Regions from separate parts of the Homo sapiens genome. Here region 1 is linked to region 2. A link is a loop called in an ENCODE intact Hi-C map of the cell type or tissue named here. Cell type or tissue: PC-9. All regions are shown on one strand.

The links. A loop is a pair of places that touch in the nucleus more often than their neighbours do. Peaks named below come from ENCODE experiments on the same cell type or tissue, not always from the same donor. Only the 100,000 strongest peaks of a DNase experiment are listed, where the experiment ranks them.
Region 1: it touches region 2 in a loop (10-fold over the local background); 48 of 110 quality-filtered maps call a loop at or near these places.

What each region holds. Positions count from the first base shown.
Region 1 is chr2:219,634,932-219,642,931 of GRCh38, forward strand. SLC4A3 (solute carrier family 4 member 3) reads left to right here. Exons shown (of 23, transcript NM_005070.4): 13 at 340-565; 14 at 742-960; 15 at 1,371-1,519; 16 at 1,749-1,943; 17 at 2,650-2,880; 18 at 3,233-3,322; 19 at 3,772-3,938; 20 at 4,551-4,804; 21 at 5,499-5,668; 22 at 5,858-6,031; 23 at 6,720-7,040. The coding sequence ends at 6,797. Among named protein-coding and RNA genes, the nearest start is that of SLC4A3, 11 kb to the left of the region's middle. RefSeq lists an enhancer at 7,867-7,916. In PC-9, CTCF peaks have their summits at 3,336 (motif pointing right), 7,737 (motif pointing left) and 7,936; a DNase peak (open chromatin) is centred at 7,720.
Region 2 is chr2:219,684,918-219,692,917 of GRCh38, forward strand. It overlaps the pseudogene DNAJB6P3. Among named protein-coding and RNA genes, the nearest start is that of LINC02832, 41 kb to the right of the region's middle. RefSeq lists enhancers at 1-293, 1-64, 2,814-3,377, 3,058-4,257, 3,378-3,941. In PC-9, a CTCF peak has its summit at 4,996 (motif pointing left); DNase peaks (open chromatin) are centred at 1,564, 3,174, 3,874, 4,284 and 1 weaker place; H3K4me3 peaks cover 3,624 bases; H3K27ac peaks cover 5,612 bases.

The DNA.
Region 1 (8,000 bases), 50 kb before region 2:
AACGTTCACAATATTTATCAGCCTGTAAGGTGTAGCTGATCCAATTGGAATGGCTCTGGAAGCCCCTGCTCTGCCAGGTGTTATCCCTTTAGTTGCTGCATGTGGAAGTCTGGCATCTCCTGGGGGAATGGAGGGCACCTGGGGCTTTGGGGCAGTGGCTTGCTGGCCTGCAGGGATGGGTGTCAGTGTTCCAACAGCCAACACTGTTGGACTGGCCCAGTATCTACGACTGAATGTCCACCCTGCCTGTAGCTCAGTGACCCAACACCCGCCTCAAGTCTCCCTCCTGGAGGCTCCCTTGGCTGTCCCTGAGGGTCCTGGCCCTCTCATTGCCCCCAGCTGTTTCATGAGGCTGCCTACCAGGCAGATGACCGGCAAGACCTCCTAAGTGCCATCAGCGAGTTCCTGGATGGCAGCATTGTGATCCCCCCGTCCGAGGTGGAGGGCCGTGACCTGCTGCGCTCCGTGGCTGCTTTCCAGCGAGAGCTGCTTAGGAAGCGGCGAGAGCGTGAACAGACCAAAGTCGAGATGACCACACGGGGTGGCTACACGGCCCCTGGGAAAGGTCAGACCCTTGGAGGCTGAGTGCCCCCAATACACACTCCCCCATCCCAGGGCCCTAAGGCTGTGACCCCAGCCCCGTCCTGACTCCTGGAGTCCTTTGCATCCCTGATCCCAACAGCCCGGGGCCTCCGAGCCAGAGGGAGTGGTCTGTGCCCCAGCAGCCCCTTGTTCCCCCAGAACTGTCTTTGGAGTTGGGGGGCTCTGAGGCAACCCCTGAAGATGACCCCTTGCTGCGGACGGGCTCGGTATTTGGGGGGCTTGTGCGGGATGTGAGGCGCCGGTACCCGCACTACCCCAGTGACCTGCGAGATGCGCTGCACTCCCAGTGTGTGGCCGCTGTGCTCTTCATCTACTTCGCAGCCCTCAGCCCTGCCATCACCTTCGGGGGGCTGCTGGGTAAGGGACTGGGGCTTGGGGAGTTGAGGGGCTCCTCTAGTCACTTCTGGTCCCAGTGTCACTTGCAGGATTCTGGGTCTGGGTGTGATCACATTAGGGGGCCAATGGTTAGATGTGCTAGCAAAGGTGTAAGCACCTTACAGAGATGCTGGATCAGGGAATCCCAGCGATCACCTTTGGGGAGCTATAAAGTGAGGGTGTGGGAGAGGTGTAAGGGATGAGGGATCCTGTGATCACCATTGGGGGCTAGTGGGGAGGGTTTGGGAGCAATGGGGTATGGAAGGGGCCCTGTGTGTCACTCTAAGGGGCTGCTCTGCTTTTGTTGGGGGCCCCAGTTTAGGACAAGCTAGATGAAGAAGGGGGCAGATAGACAGAGCCAGGCTAGGGCCATCCTACCCGTGCTATGGCAGGAGAGAAGACCGAGGGGCTGATGGGCGTGTCCGAGCTGATCGTGTCCACCGCTGTGCTCGGCGTCCTCTTCTCTCTGCTGGGAGCTCAGCCGCTGCTTGTGGTTGGCTTCTCTGGGCCGCTGCTTGTGTTTGAGGAAGCCTTCTTCAAGGTGAGGCGAAGCCTTGCCCTGCTCCATCCATCCTGCCCCACACTCTTCCTTACCTACATCCTGCCCCACACTCTTCCTTACCTACATCCTGCCCCACACTCTTCCTTACCTAGGGGATGGGTCCCTGCATTCTCCCTCTTCCTCGGAGTTCATCCGCTGCCTATTCCAGGGGGCATTGACACCCAGGGCAGTCCACCTGTGGGTAACGACCGCTCCTACCCCCACCTAGTTCTGCCGAGCCCAGGACCTGGAGTACCTCACTGGCCGGGTGTGGGTTGGTCTCTGGCTGGTGGTCTTCGTCCTTGCCCTGGTGGCCGCCGAAGGCAGCTTCCTGGTCCGCTACATCTCGCCTTTCACCCAGGAGATCTTTGCCTTTCTCATCTCACTCATTTTCATCTACGAGACCTTCTACAAGCTCTACAAGGTGGAGGTCCAGCGAGGTCTTGGGGGTGGCAGAGATGGAGGTGGACATTGCCCTGGGGAGGACAGCATGGGAGGGGGAGGTATGGAGAACTAGGGGACAAGGAGAGGGACTGTGTTGGGAGTGAGGGGTTCTAGGGACACCCTAGGCTAGGTCTGAGCTGAAGGGGAGGGAGTCAGACCCAGGGGGTGGGTGCCAGGTCACGACTCCAAGCACCTGGTTGGAGGCTTAGTAATAAGGACTCACTTGCACAGGTATGTGATGGGGAGGGAGCTGTCAGTGCTAAGGGGCTGGGTGTCCTTGGGTCACCTTTTGTAGAGGAGTGTGTGTGTGTGTGTGGGTGTGGGTGTGGTGTGAGTATGGTGTGTTGTGTGTGATGTATGTGTTGTGTGTGTGTGCGTGTGTGTGCCTGTGTGTGCATGTTGTGTGTGTTGTGTGTATGTATGTTGTGTGTGTGGTGTGTATGTGGTATGTTGTGTTTTTTTTGTGTTGTATGTGTTATGTGTGTGTTGTTACGTGTTGTGTGTGTTGTATGTGTGTGTTCTGTGTGTTCTGTGTGTTGTGTGTGTGGTGCAGCTGGATGTCCGTGCATTACTGTTGTCTGACCAGGTATTGAGGGGCCACCCTCTCTCTCACAGGTGTACTGATGACGATGAAGTCAGGTCACCTGCCAGGTGAGTGACAAGGCATCCTTGTTATCCACACACAGGTGTTCACAGAGCACCCACTGCTGCCGTTCTACCCCCCTGAGGGGGCCCTGGAGGGGTCCCTGGATGCTGGTCTGGAGCCAAATGGCAGTGCCCTGCCCCCCACCGAGGGCCCCCCCAGCCCGAGGAACCAGCCCAATACGGCACTGCTCTCACTCATCCTCATGCTCGGGACCTTCTTCATAGCCTTCTTCCTGCGCAAGTTCAGGAACAGCCGCTTCCTGGGGGGCAAGGTGCGTGGCTGCTGGGTGTGGAGCCCCCAAGAGTCCCACAATTCCTGCTGTAGGAGCTCCCCAGAGAGGCTGCACCCCTTCCCCGGTCAGCCCATGGACCAAAACCCAGCTCGGGCAGCCCCTCACCCCTTCGGAAGCCTCTTCCCTGGGTGTCTTCTTGCCCTTTGCTCAGAGAAGTCTAATCAAGACAACAGCCTCCCAGGCTGCGCTGGCACCTGTGGGGTTGAGAGGCACGTGGGGGGCCTTCTGGCTCCAGCTTGGACCCAGGCAGGGCCAGAGATGGCAAGCCCCGTGTTAGTCTGCTGACCTTGCCTCCACCTTTTGCTCCCTTCCCCAACTGGCCCCTCTCAAGGCTCGTCGCATCATCGGGGACTTTGGCATCCCCATCTCCATCCTGGTGATGGTCCTGGTGGATTACTCCATCACAGACACCTACACGCAGGTGAGGGAGCCCCAGCCTGTGGCAGCTGCTGTCACCCCCAGGCCAGGAGAGGGAGCCCACAACACACTTCCATGGGCCCTGGGATTGGGATCAGGCCTGAACTCAACTTTCCCAGTGGAGTGGCCGCCCTGGGGGCTGAGGGCCTTCCCCAGGGAGCCTGAGTGATGAATCCGGGAGAAGCAGGTGTGGGGCTGGGAGCAGAATGACAGTATCCCACACAGGTCCCCTGAAGCTCTGGGGCTCAGGGAGGAGGCGCTTCATTTCCCTGCCCTCTATTGGATCCTTGAAAGGACAGTGACTTCTGGAGGATGCAAAACTAATTTTCCCCTGACCTGTTCACACCCCAGCTCCCTGAAGTCCTGGACTGGGGACGCAGCTTAGTGGGCTGCTTGGTGGGCTTTCTAGCATGGGGAGGCTGTGTCCCTGAACCCTGTTTTCCTGCCATGCAGAAGCTGACAGTGCCTACAGGGCTCTCAGTGACCTCTCCCGATAAGCGCTCGTGGTTCATCCCACCCCTGGGCAGTGCCCGTCCTTTCCCGCCGTGGATGATGGTGGCAGCCGCTGTTCCCGCCCTCCTCGTCCTCATCCTGATCTTCATGGAGACACAGATCACGGCGTGAGAGAGATGGGAGGAGGAGGTGGGAGGGACGAGGCCAAGCTCCTTGGCTCCTTGGCTTGGTTTCAGGGTTATAGCAGGGACATCATTATCAGTATCAGGGTGCTGGGTGGTGGGAGCTGGTGGCAATCCTTGAGGAAGAGAGTGTGTGTGGAGGAGCTGGCAGGGGTGAGGAGGAGGTGGGGGAGGAGCAGAGAGCAGTGGCATCCGGGGCAGGGGCATGGTTTCCCCGTGATGGTTTGACATGACATCTATCTGTTGCCACCACTCTTTGCAGGGTGGCACTTGACAGTGCTCAGAACACTCTAGCAGTCTAAGCTTGCACCCAGGGATGCTCACATGTATCTAATTTTGGTTAAACCACAATAACGTGGTAAGATCTGGCATCTGGCTTTTGTGGTGTTTTAAATATTCACAGTATGAGAATTTGTCTCACATTTGCTTCAATGTGAGAACTTCAATTTGGGAACTTGAAAGAAGAAGCTGGCAGTCCTAGGGAGAACTGTTGTCTGCACGTCCTCCCCCCACCATCTCGTCTCTGTGTGCGTGCCTGTCTTTGTCCCCTGCCCCTGCCAGGCCAGCCACACCCCGCTCCCCACCTTCTCCCTGCAGGCTTATCGTCAGCCAGAAGGCGCGGAGGCTGCTCAAGGGCTCCGGTTTCCACCTGGACCTGCTCCTCATTGGCTCCCTGGGGGGGCTCTGTGGGCTGTTTGGGTTGCCCTGGCTCACGGCTGCCACGGTCCGCTCCGTCACCCATGTCAATGCGTTGACAGTGATGCGTACTGCCATCGCGCCTGGTGACAAGCCCCAGATCCAGGAGGTGCGGGAGCAGCGGGTCACTGGTGTGCTCATCGCCAGCCTCGTGGGTGAGAGCCCGCCTCCACCCTGCACACCCCCTTCCTTGGGCCCCACGGTCTTACATCTTCACTATCCCAGGCTTGACCCTGAATCTCCCAATGTGCTGTGTGTTGCCCTCAATCTGACCCCCAAACCTGCTTCCCAGCACTCCCCTAGCCCTTTACTCCTGGAGTCCTTTTCTGGCTCTCTGTCCTGCCCCCTCTTCTCTCTCTTTTTTTTTGAGACGGAGTCTCGCTCTGTCACCCAGGCTGGAGTGCAGTGGCGCGATCTCGGCTCACTGCAAGCTCCGCCTCCCAGGTTCACCCATTCTCCTGCCTCCGCCTCCCGAGTAGCTGGGACTACAGGCGCCCGCCACCACGCCCAGCTAATTTTTTGTATTTTTAGTAGAGACAGGGGTTTCACCGTGTTAGCCATGATGGTCTTGATCTCCTGACCTCGTGATCCACCCACCTCGGCCTCCCAAAGTGCTGGGATTACAGGCGTGAGCCAATGTGTCTGCCCCCCCCCCCGCCCCTCCTTCTCTTGTTCAGGGTGATAAGGCCAAGTTGATTGGTCCAGTGGGTCCATGTCGCCTCCCCCCAGGCCTCTCCATCCTCACGGGGGCTGTCTGAGGGTCAGGCAGATCTGTGTCACCTCTTCCAGGCCTGTCCATCCTCACGGGGGCTGTCTGAGGGTCAGGCGGGTCTGTGTCACCTCCTCCAGGCCTGTCCATCGTCATGGGGGCTGTGCTGCGTCGGATCCCATTGGCTGTGCTCTTTGGGATCTTCCTGTACATGGGGGTCACGTCCCTGTCTGGTATCCAGCTGTCCCAGCGTTTGTTGCTCATCCTCATGCCGGCAAAACACCATCCTGAGCAGCCCTATGTGACCAAGGTAGGGCCGGGAAGCATGGGGGTAGGGCAGTGGGGTGACGGGAAGGGGATCCAGAGGGATCTGGGAGCATTGATGGATGGGATGAATATGAAGGAGAAGCTGTGACCTGGGAGCCAAATTCCCCACGATGTGGGTGGGTGGGAGCAGGCCGGGACGCTGTGCACTGGGGCCCACTGGCTGCTCCCCTAGGTGAAGACGTGGCGGATGCATCTGTTCACCTGCATCCAGCTGGGCTGCATCGCACTGCTCTGGGTGGTCAAGTCCACGGCGGCCTCACTCGCCTTTCCCTTCCTGCTGCTGCTCACGGTGCCTCTGAGGCATTGCCTTCTGCCCCGGCTCTTCCAGGACAGGGAGCTGCAGGCGGTAAGGGGGTGGTGGTCTGGGGAAACAGTGTTAGGGCAAATGGGCACTGGGTTCCAATCTCTGTTTGGCCACCCACTAGTTGTGTTAGTTGTGAAACTTGTGTAACTTGTGTTGCAAGTTATCTCACCTTCCGAAATCTTATTTTCACCTGTATAATAGGGGTGATCATAGACCCTACCTTATAGGACTGTTGGGAGGGTCAAGTGCTAGTCCAGGTAAAGGCCTTAGGATGGTGGTTTTGTAAGGGAGTTGGCACGGGGCTGCTGCACACAGCTGTGCAGGTGGTGCCTGACCAAAAACACCCGGCTGAGAGGCTACAGGGTTGATGTGGCACTGGTGTCCACCCTGAGCCCTGTTTTTGTCAACTAGAGGAAAAGACATCTTTTTGCAATTTATCCATACTCAAACATGGTGTACAAAGGTACCATAGCAACTAGAAGTGGCCTCAGGAAAGAGCTTCATAATAATAATCATTATTATTATCACCAGGAGGGGCCAGGTATCTGGTCTGGGAGGTGACCTGAAGGCTTTGGCCAAGGGCAGTGCTGCCACCCAGGGTCATGGTACTTGCAGAGAGGCCCAGGAAAGGTCAGGGAGCAGGGAGGGCTGCAGGTTGGAGGAGGAGCTGGAGAATGGGAGGGGACGAGCATGCTTCCCTGCCTTCCCCAACCTTCTGTTCCCTCTGCAGCTGGACTCGGAAGATGCTGAACCAAACTTCGATGAGGATGGCCAGGATGAGTACAATGAGCTGCACATGCCAGTGTGACCCTTGAAGACAGTGCCCCTCAGAGACCCCAAGACCTTAGGGATTGACACCTGGGCCTCAGGCAGAGCCCAGCCCTGGGCTGGGGGGCTCCTCAGGACCCAGAGATGTGCCTGGAACCACTCCTGATGCCATGGCTAGAGTGGCCCCCCTGACTTCTGCCCGGGGTGTTGACCTCGCCTCACCTTTCACAGACCAGACCGGCACAGGCTTTGAGCTCATTATAACCACACTCCTTGTCTCGTGTCTGCCTCACTTTCTTGGTTTCATCTTTGGTTTCTCAGGTCATACTTATCCATTTGGAATTGGAAGAATTCTATTTTCAGGGTTATCAAAACCAGGGAGAGGTTTGAGTCAAGGAGAGTCCTTGGGAGAAAAAGAGAGAATCGAGACTACAGAAGGCCAGAGCTGGGCCTTATCATCATCCCCCAGGCCCCCTCAAGTGCAGCCGAGGAGCGGGCGGTAGGGGTGGGGGCACTCAAGCTCTGCTCAAGATCACATGCCCATGAATCCAACCCCTGCTTAGCAAGACGGAAGAACCGGGGAGGGGAGAGGGAGAAAGTTGCTCCATTGTAGCTACTGGAGAAATCAGAGGCTGTGGGGCCACAGAGGGAATGGAAAATGTCTCTCTTCTTTTCTTGATCTCTGGCCTTCCCAGGAGCAGAGATAGCAGCCCAATCCCTTAGACGCCAGGGTGATGCCGGATTTGGGGACCCTGGACCATTTTAGATTCTGCTGGCTTAGAGAGGCAGTTCTGGGATTCCTGAGGCCACTCCTTGTGCAACAGTCTCAGTTTTGCCAGAAATAACCTGGGGGACTTGAGGGGAGCGGGAGCCCATTGCGTCATAGTTGCTAGGCAACCCCCAGCCTGAAGGAGCGCATCGTCCCCCGTTGCCCTCCGGTGGCCGCTCTCGCATGCTGCAGGCTCTGTCCCGACTGAGGAATAGCAGCACTGCCACCTGGTGGATCCGCGGCGCTCAGAGAGCCCATTCAAGCGCATCCAGTTCCTCCCGCGGAGACCAAGCCCGGTCAGGCAAGTTCCGTGTTCTGCAGCTCTGGGCAGCTCAGAGCTTCTGAGGCTGGGGATCCCTCAGCTCCACGTTAGCGGTTTCCTCCGGAGCTGGTGCTGCTGCTTTCTTCTCTTTTTCCAATTTTGCTCCCCAATGTGCTGAACTCCTATGAACTCCAGTGGGGAAGGCACCAGGC
Region 2 (8,000 bases):
ATCCATGTATCTGGCCTTGACAAGATCACCATTGGCCTGGGTTGGCTGATTCCCGATCAATTCACCACAGACAGAGAGATCTGGGGACCTCTGAATCACAAGTGTGGGCAGGGTCTCCACCTGAAACGTCACCAAGTGTTTGATAGCCTCAAGGGGCCACAAAGAGTGAGGGTGAGTTCCCCAAAGGGTCAGGAGAAGACAGTGGGTAAAGCATCCTGGGTAGACTAAACCACAGTCTTCTATAAGCAGGTAATTTAGGTGCAGCTGAGACAGACAGGTAGTCAGGGCTCGCCGGAGCGGCTCGGATCCACCTACGCACTGGGAGGAGGGTGGAGCCACGGAAGCTCGCACTATTTGCAGTGGGGAGGAGCTTGGCCTCTCCTGTTCTGGGTTGGTACCCTGGGGATTCAATCTGTGAGGCAGGAAGCCAGCTAGTAGGACTTTCACTTTGTTGGGAGTTCCTATTTCCTTTTTTTCCTCTTTGCCCAATAAATTCAATTTTTCTCACCCTTCAAAGTGCCTGTGAGCCTAATCTCTCCTGGCTATGTGACAAGGACCCCGTTTTTAGCTGAACTAAGGAGAAAGTCCTACAACATAACTAGATGAGGTTACGGCAGGCACTAAATCTGCCCCGAGTGCTTGACTCAGCCTCACTTGATCCGCTGCAACAGCCTCCCCTCTGGACTGAGATGGTGAGCATCAGCCAAGGCAGGACTCGGCACACGGTGCAGTCAGCAGCCTCTCCAGGGACATGCCAAGGTTTCCAGGAGGCCAGTCTTTGCTGGAAATTTCTCAGTGACCACTTTTCCCCCTTTCTTTCTTTCTTTTCTTTCTTTCTTTTTTTTTTTTTTTTTTTGAGGTGGAGTCTCACTCTGTTGCCCAGGCTGGAATGCAGTGGCGTGATCTCGGCTCACTGCAACCTCCACCTCCCTGGTTCGAGCAATTCCCCTGCCTCAGCCTCCGGAGTAGCTGGGATTACAGGCGCACGCCACCACGCACAGCTAATTTTTTTTTTTTTTTTTTTGTATTTTTAGTAGAGACAGGGTTTTGCCACGTTGGCCAGACTGGTCTCAAACTCCTGACCTCAGGCTAACTGCCTGCCTCGGCCTCCCAAAGTGCTGGGATTACAGGCGTGAGCCACCGTGCCTGGCCTTCCCCCTTTCTTTACCTGCCTTCCTGTTGGATGGATACATGGCTATTTTCTTACTGTTAGAGACACATTCTCTCTCTCTCTCTCTCTCTCTCTCTCTCTCTCTCTGTCCATCTCTCCTCTCCCTTTGTCTCTCTCATTAAAGCAAATAACATAGCAGGAGGAATGGGAAAAGTAGCAAATCCCAGGCTAGTCTCATCATTTCTGGGCTGAAATGGAACCACTTGTGGTGTGTGGAATCGTGGCATCCGGCATGCCACATTCCCTGCTCCCTGTTGTCCTGCCCTGTCTGTCTGCTACAATCACCTGGAGCCCCTCCCTCAACCAAGACATCAACAACAGAAACAAAACTGCTTCCTCTGACCAGCAGGAAATTTCCAGGTGAACACACTCTGGCTTAAGTAATTAGGCAAAGAATGTGGCTTTGTGCAGTTGTGGAGAGACTCAACTTGCTCTTAGAGTCTTTGTTTCTGTTCAGTCCCTGGAGTGCCCCTGCTTTCACTGCTGTCCTTTGCCACTAGACCGGGCAGAAATCCGCCTTTTTCCTGCATTCCTTCCACTGTTGTTGATTCAGCTCATTTTACATACCAAGGCACCTTTCCTGATTCCATTCTTTGGCCAAAGACTCCCTCAGAACTTTAAGAACTTTAAGCCACCAAATGCAGCAGGCACTTTTTTTTTTTTTTTTGAGATGGAGTCTCGCTCTGTTGTCCTGGCTCACTGCAACCTCCACCTCCTGGGTTCAAGTAATTCTTCTGCCTCAGCCTCCCAAGTAGCTGGGGCTATAGGCGAGCGCCACCACACCCGGCTAATTTTTGTATTTTTAGTAGAGATAGGGTTTCACCATATTGGCCAGGCTGGTCTCGAACTCCTGACCTCGTGATCCGCCTGCCTTGGCCTCCCAAAGTGCTGGGATTACAGGCGTGAGCCACGGCGCCTGGCCAGCAGGCACCTCTTATGCTTGCTTTGAAAATATACTTATGAGGTTAGTGCCCATCTTCCTGTCTTATGATTCGAATCCTTTCCTTCTTTCTTCCCTAATTCCTGTTCTTTTTCTCTCATGACCCCTGGCTACCCATTAGCCTTTGGAAAAATTCTATTATGTTTGCCTGTTTGTTTTTTTCTTTTTAATGTATATGTTACCAGAAAGGGGTCCCAATCCAGACCCCAAGAGAAGGATCTTGGATCTCACACAACAAAGAATTTCAGGCGAATCCACAGAGTAAAGTGAAAGCAAGTTTGTAAGAAAGTAAAAGAATAAAAGAATGGCTACTCCATAGACAAAGCAGACCCGAGGGCTGCTGGCTGGCTATTTTTATGGTTACTTCTTGATCATATGCTAAACAAGGGGTGGATTATTCATGAGTTTTCTGGGAAAGGCGGGGGGTGGGAGGATTTCCTAGAACTAAGGATTCCTTTCCTTTTAGACCATATAGGGTAACTTCCAGAGTTTGCCATGGCATTTATAAGCTGTCATGGTGCTGGTGGGAGTGTCTTTTAGCATGCTTATGTATAAGTAGTGTACAATGAGCAGTGATGATGACCAGAGGCCACTTTTGTCACCATCTTGATTTTGGCAGGTTTTGTCCAGCTTCTTTACTGCATCCTGTTTTATCAGTAGGGTTTTTGTGACCTGTATCTTGTGATAATGGTCCTGCCAACCTCCTGTCTTTTTTTTTTTTTTTTTTTGAGACGGAGTCTTGCACTGTTGTCCAGACTACTGGAGTGCAGTGGCGCAATCTCGGCTCACTGCAAGCTCCGCCTCCTGGGTTCATGCCATTCTCTTGCCTCAGCCTCCCGAGTAGCTGGGACTACAGGCGCCCGCCACCATGCCCAGCTAATTTTTTGTACTTTTAGTAGAGACGAGGTTTCACCGTGTTAGCCAGGATGGTCTCGATCTTCTGACCTCGTGATCCGCCCACCTCGGCTTTCCAAAGTGCTGGGGTTACAGGTGTGAGCCACCGCGCCCGGCGTAACCTCCTATCTCATCCTGTGACTAAGATTACCTAACCTCTTGGGAATGCAGCCCAGCAGGTCTCAGCCTCATTTCACCCAGCCACTGTTCAAAATGGAGTCACTCTGGTTCGAATGCCTCTGATGTGTACAAATCTATTGTGCTCATTGAAGCTTGCCTTTTTATACACTTCTTGGCTCAGAGAAATACTTTTTTTGGAGGCAGCAAATGTAGCAGAAAGAACAGGCAATTCTGAAGCAAGAAGAGTGATATGGTTAGGCTTTGTGTCCCCACCTAAATCTCATCTTGAATTGCAAACCCCGTCATCCTCACAGGTCAAGAGAGAGACCAGGTGGAGGTAATTAAACCACGGAGTGGTTTCCCCCATGCTGTTCTCGTGACAGGGAGTGAGTTCTCACGAGATCTGATGGTTTCATAAGGGGCTCTTCCCCCTTCATTCGGCCCTTCTTCCTCCCACCTTGTGAAGAAGGTGCCTTGCTTCCCCCTCACCTTCTGCCGTGATTGTAAATTTCCAGAGGCCTCCCCAGCCATGCTGCACGGTGAGTCAATTAAACCTCCTTCCTTTATAAATTACTCATTCTCGGGAAGTTCTTTATAGCAGTATGAAAACAGACTAATACAAAGAGTTTTCTGTGTTAACTCCCGGCACCGTCACTCACTGTTGTGACCTTGGGCAAGTTGCTTAAGCTCTCTGTGTCTGTTTCTTAATCTGTACAGTGGGTATGATATTAATACCTATCTCATAGGTATTTTTTTTTTTTGGTCTTAAATGATTCATGGGAAAAGTATGATGTATGCTGAGAAGCAGCACAAAGACATTTCATGTGTGCGGACCTCATGTACGTGGACCATGTGGAAGGCAGCTTTAGTCCTGACTGCAGAAAAGCGATGTTCACATGCGCGTTGGGAACTGGCCTGCGCACCCAGATTCCCAGATCCAGGAAAGCCCTTCATTTCCAGTGCTTTCCATCCTCGCTCCAGCGGCAGATGTTAGAAGCTGACTGAGATGTTTTCTGGATTAATTGCCCCCAAACATTCAGGGTTTTATGTTTTAGAATGTCTGAACAGGTTGGAATTTGAATCTCCCTTCTGCCACTCCTTGTCTTATTTTGGAAATGAACTTAAAGTCACATTTTTGAGATTCCGACTATGTGACGCATTGAGCTATTTGGAGCGTTGGTTTGCGGCTGTTTCTAAGCCTGGACTCTTGACACGGCTTTGCCTGCAGCTCTGGACTCTCCCTCAGGCTCCAGGGCTCCCTGTGCCCTTGCGGTGCTCCGGCCTCTTGGCTTCTGAGTTAGATTGGGCATCTCTCAGATTCCTTGGCTACTGAGTCTGTACATCCCATGACTCCCGTCCTCCCTCTCCTTCCACAAGCCGGTCGGTGACCACGCAGCCTTCTAGGTGGTCCAAACTTTCTGGAGCTTTCCACTGGGAAGATCCTAATAGCCCTAATCCCTCCTTTAACATCAAGCAGAGCTGCCCTCAATCTTTTAATAGAAGCAGGTGAACTCCGACTAGATTTTTTGTGCACTAGTGAGGCTTGCTGTGTTTACTGGTATATAGGATACATTCCCCGCTTTTCCCAAATGATGGATTATATATGCAAAATAAAATTTTATACTTTATATATGAATAATGTATATGTTACAACATAAGATATATTACGTATTACATAATACTATACACATAACATATATCAAATATATGGCATTGTACGATATCTAATCGTTTATTATATACACAAGTTTTCTTGTCAGTCTTACGCTTTGGTATCAGGCACAGCTGGAAGGCTGAGAAAGAGGTAAAATAATGGGGCATGCTACCCCCTAGTGGCAGAAGATGGCAACATACATTTTGCAAATGTGAGCGCTTTTCATCCCCTTATCAAAAAACAAAACAAAAACCAGAGACCACACAGATGAATATGGAATTTGAGTAACTCCCCTATGTTATGAATTTAAGTATTTTTTCACTGCAACTCATATTCCTAAATACCAAGATATTTCTTTTTAGCTCTGTGATTTTATTCTTGTTTTTAGGGATACTAGACTGTGTATCAAAACCGTACTATTTTTTAATGGAGTCACAATCCTGTGTACTATATTTATAGGAATAAAATATTTCCCTTACAGCTTAGTCTTTATTTTTCCAAAAAACTTTCTGAAAAATTGAGATGTATCTGATATCCCCGCGCATTTCACATGTTGGCAAACATGGCATTTTACTGCCTCTGGTGCACAAAAAGCCCTTGAGCGCTCACCTAATGCTTCTGTGAAGTCAAGGGTTCCGAGCACGCTGACTCCATGTTGCTAGGGAGCCTCTCTAGGAGGCCAGCAGGCCGCTGGGCGGCCCCGACTGGGATCTGCTGTGGTATGTGGCCCTCTTTGCTAGTGCAGGAGCTTCCTCCGGTCACTTTACCTGCATTCCTTTGAGCCTGGGGCCCAGGCGGGGGACCCTAGCAAGAGGCTTACTTACGTGGTCCCCTGATACCAGGCATGGGAATGGTAGCACTTGCTGATTGTGTGGGTCTCTGGCCACAATGGAAATATTTAACACACAACACCTTAGAGTGGAGGTGGGCAGATTTTTCTCTGAAAAGGACCAGAAAGTAAATATTTGATTAAATTAATTAATCAATTTATTTAGAGACAGAGTCTGGCTTTGTTGCCCAGGCTGGAGTGCAGTGGTGCAATCTTGGCTCACTGCAACCTCCACCTCCCAAGCAATTCTGCTGCCTCAACCTCCCAAGTAGTTGGGACTACAGGCGTGCGCCAGCACTCCTGGCCAATTTTTGATTTTTAGTAGAGATGGGATTTCTCCATGTTGGCCAGGCTGGTCTCGAACTCCTGACCTCAGGTGATCCGCCCACCAGGGCCTCCCAAAGTGCTGGGATTAGAGGCGTGAGTCACCATGCCCTGTTTAGAAAGTAAATATTTTAGACTTGTGGCTCAATACAGTCTCTGTCGCAGCTCCTCAGTTCTGTTGTCTTGGTGCAAAAGCGAAAGGATGTGACTGTGTTCCAATAAAATTTCATGAACATGAATATAATTTTCATGTGTCTTGAAATAGTACTCTCCTTTTGAGTTTTTTCAACCGCTTTGAAATGGAAAATCATTCTTAACTTGCTGACAGTATAAAAACAGACAACAGGCTGGAAGTGGCCCGAGGGCCATCGTTTGCTGACCCTCGTCTGAGTATCCCGTTATTCCTTTCTAGCTATGGCAGTCTTTTCTAACAGTCACAAACAGCTGAATTCACGACTCTATTCTATCCAGTTTCCTGGATAAAACATAGTTCATAACCGGTTAAAATTTCTGGTCAATTCCAAACAGGCGCATATTTATTTAGATGTTTAGAACTGCTCTGTGGAGCCCAGCCCTTTATTTCCTCCAAAGAATTTGTTGATCTACTGAAAATTTTCTTTCAAAAACAACCTTATGGATGTGTTTTGTAAAAGTCTCATTTAGAACCTTTGGGGCCTCACTCAGTCACCCCTGAATCCTCATCTTTTCATGTACACACCTCTGTCCGTTTTCTCCTCTTTTCTTCCTAATTAGCTGCCTGTATAATTAAACCTTTCCTCATTTAGAGGTTCTGAGCCCTCACTGATACACTAATCACCCTGTGGCCCTCCTGTTGCCTCGTCTATTTCCTTTTGAGATGGAGGGCCCAGCACTGAACGGCAGTCAAGGTCGGGCCGCCCGCATTTGTATTACACACTAGTTCGCCATTACCATGGTGTTCGCTCCTTAATACAGACTAATAGCTCATTCTCCTTCATGACCTCCAGTGAGCACTGTGCAGCCATATTCAGTGCTGGCTTTGTGATAATTTCAAGATTTTTTTCTTTAGGAAGTTATAACTAATTCAGGGCCCATCAACGATCATAAATAGTTTAAATTGCTCTTTCGAGTGTGAACTGCCTCCCATGGGCCATTTAATTTACTGAATGTCCCCTGGCTGTGCTTGTTCTGTGACCAGCCCCTGTCCCTGCCCTTATTAACTCTGTTTCTGTATCTCACTTTGGTCCAGTCGGGAGAGGTGGCACTTATATTTGGGAATGAGCTTGTGCTTGCTATTGACCTACCTAGCAATGCATTAAAGATGGATTTGATCTGATTTAAAGTTTTATAAGCCCAAGGGGGTTGCCTCTGGAGGATTTTTGGAGGCCAAACTGATCCTGGAATTGTGCTTATAGGTGGTTTGCATTTGCTCAGAGAAAATCTAGGAATTTTACTTTACCTGAAACTTTTCTGGTTTTGCGGTTTTACTGGGTTTTAATAATTTGCCACCTCTGGAAAACTTCAGAGACAAGGTGTTGCCTAGTTGGCTAGACTAAGTATTTTAGCTGTCTCCAATTGGTAACTGTTTAAGAGGTTTAAAGACACAAATTAAGTTGGTAAAATTTGAATATGTGAATCCGGGTGAAGGATATATGGTGGTTTGGTGACACTATTTTTGCAGCTTTTCTGTTGGTTTGAAGTTCGTTGAAAATGAAAAGGTCCATTAATTAAGAAGGTGGGTCAACGTTCTGTCACAGCAGCACCTGCCATTTGCACACTGCTGGCCTGGCCCGCCTTCCCCCATGGGAACTTTGGTGTGTACTTGGATTTACGTCAGCCCTGTCCCAGTGAATGCTCCTGCTCTTTTGGTCCCTGTCCCCACTTGCCTGCCCCATCTCAGTCAAGAAGTAATCAAATATGAGCTGAGCACCAGTATGACAGGGGAGTGGGGAGTAAGCAGACATTGTCCCTATCCTCAGTACGCTACCATCTAACAGAGAAGACAGAAACTAAGCAGAGAAGCACAAAAGGCTGTAAAGGAGAAGTGCAGGTTGTGGAAGGGTCTAACCCACTGGGGAAGCAGGGAACC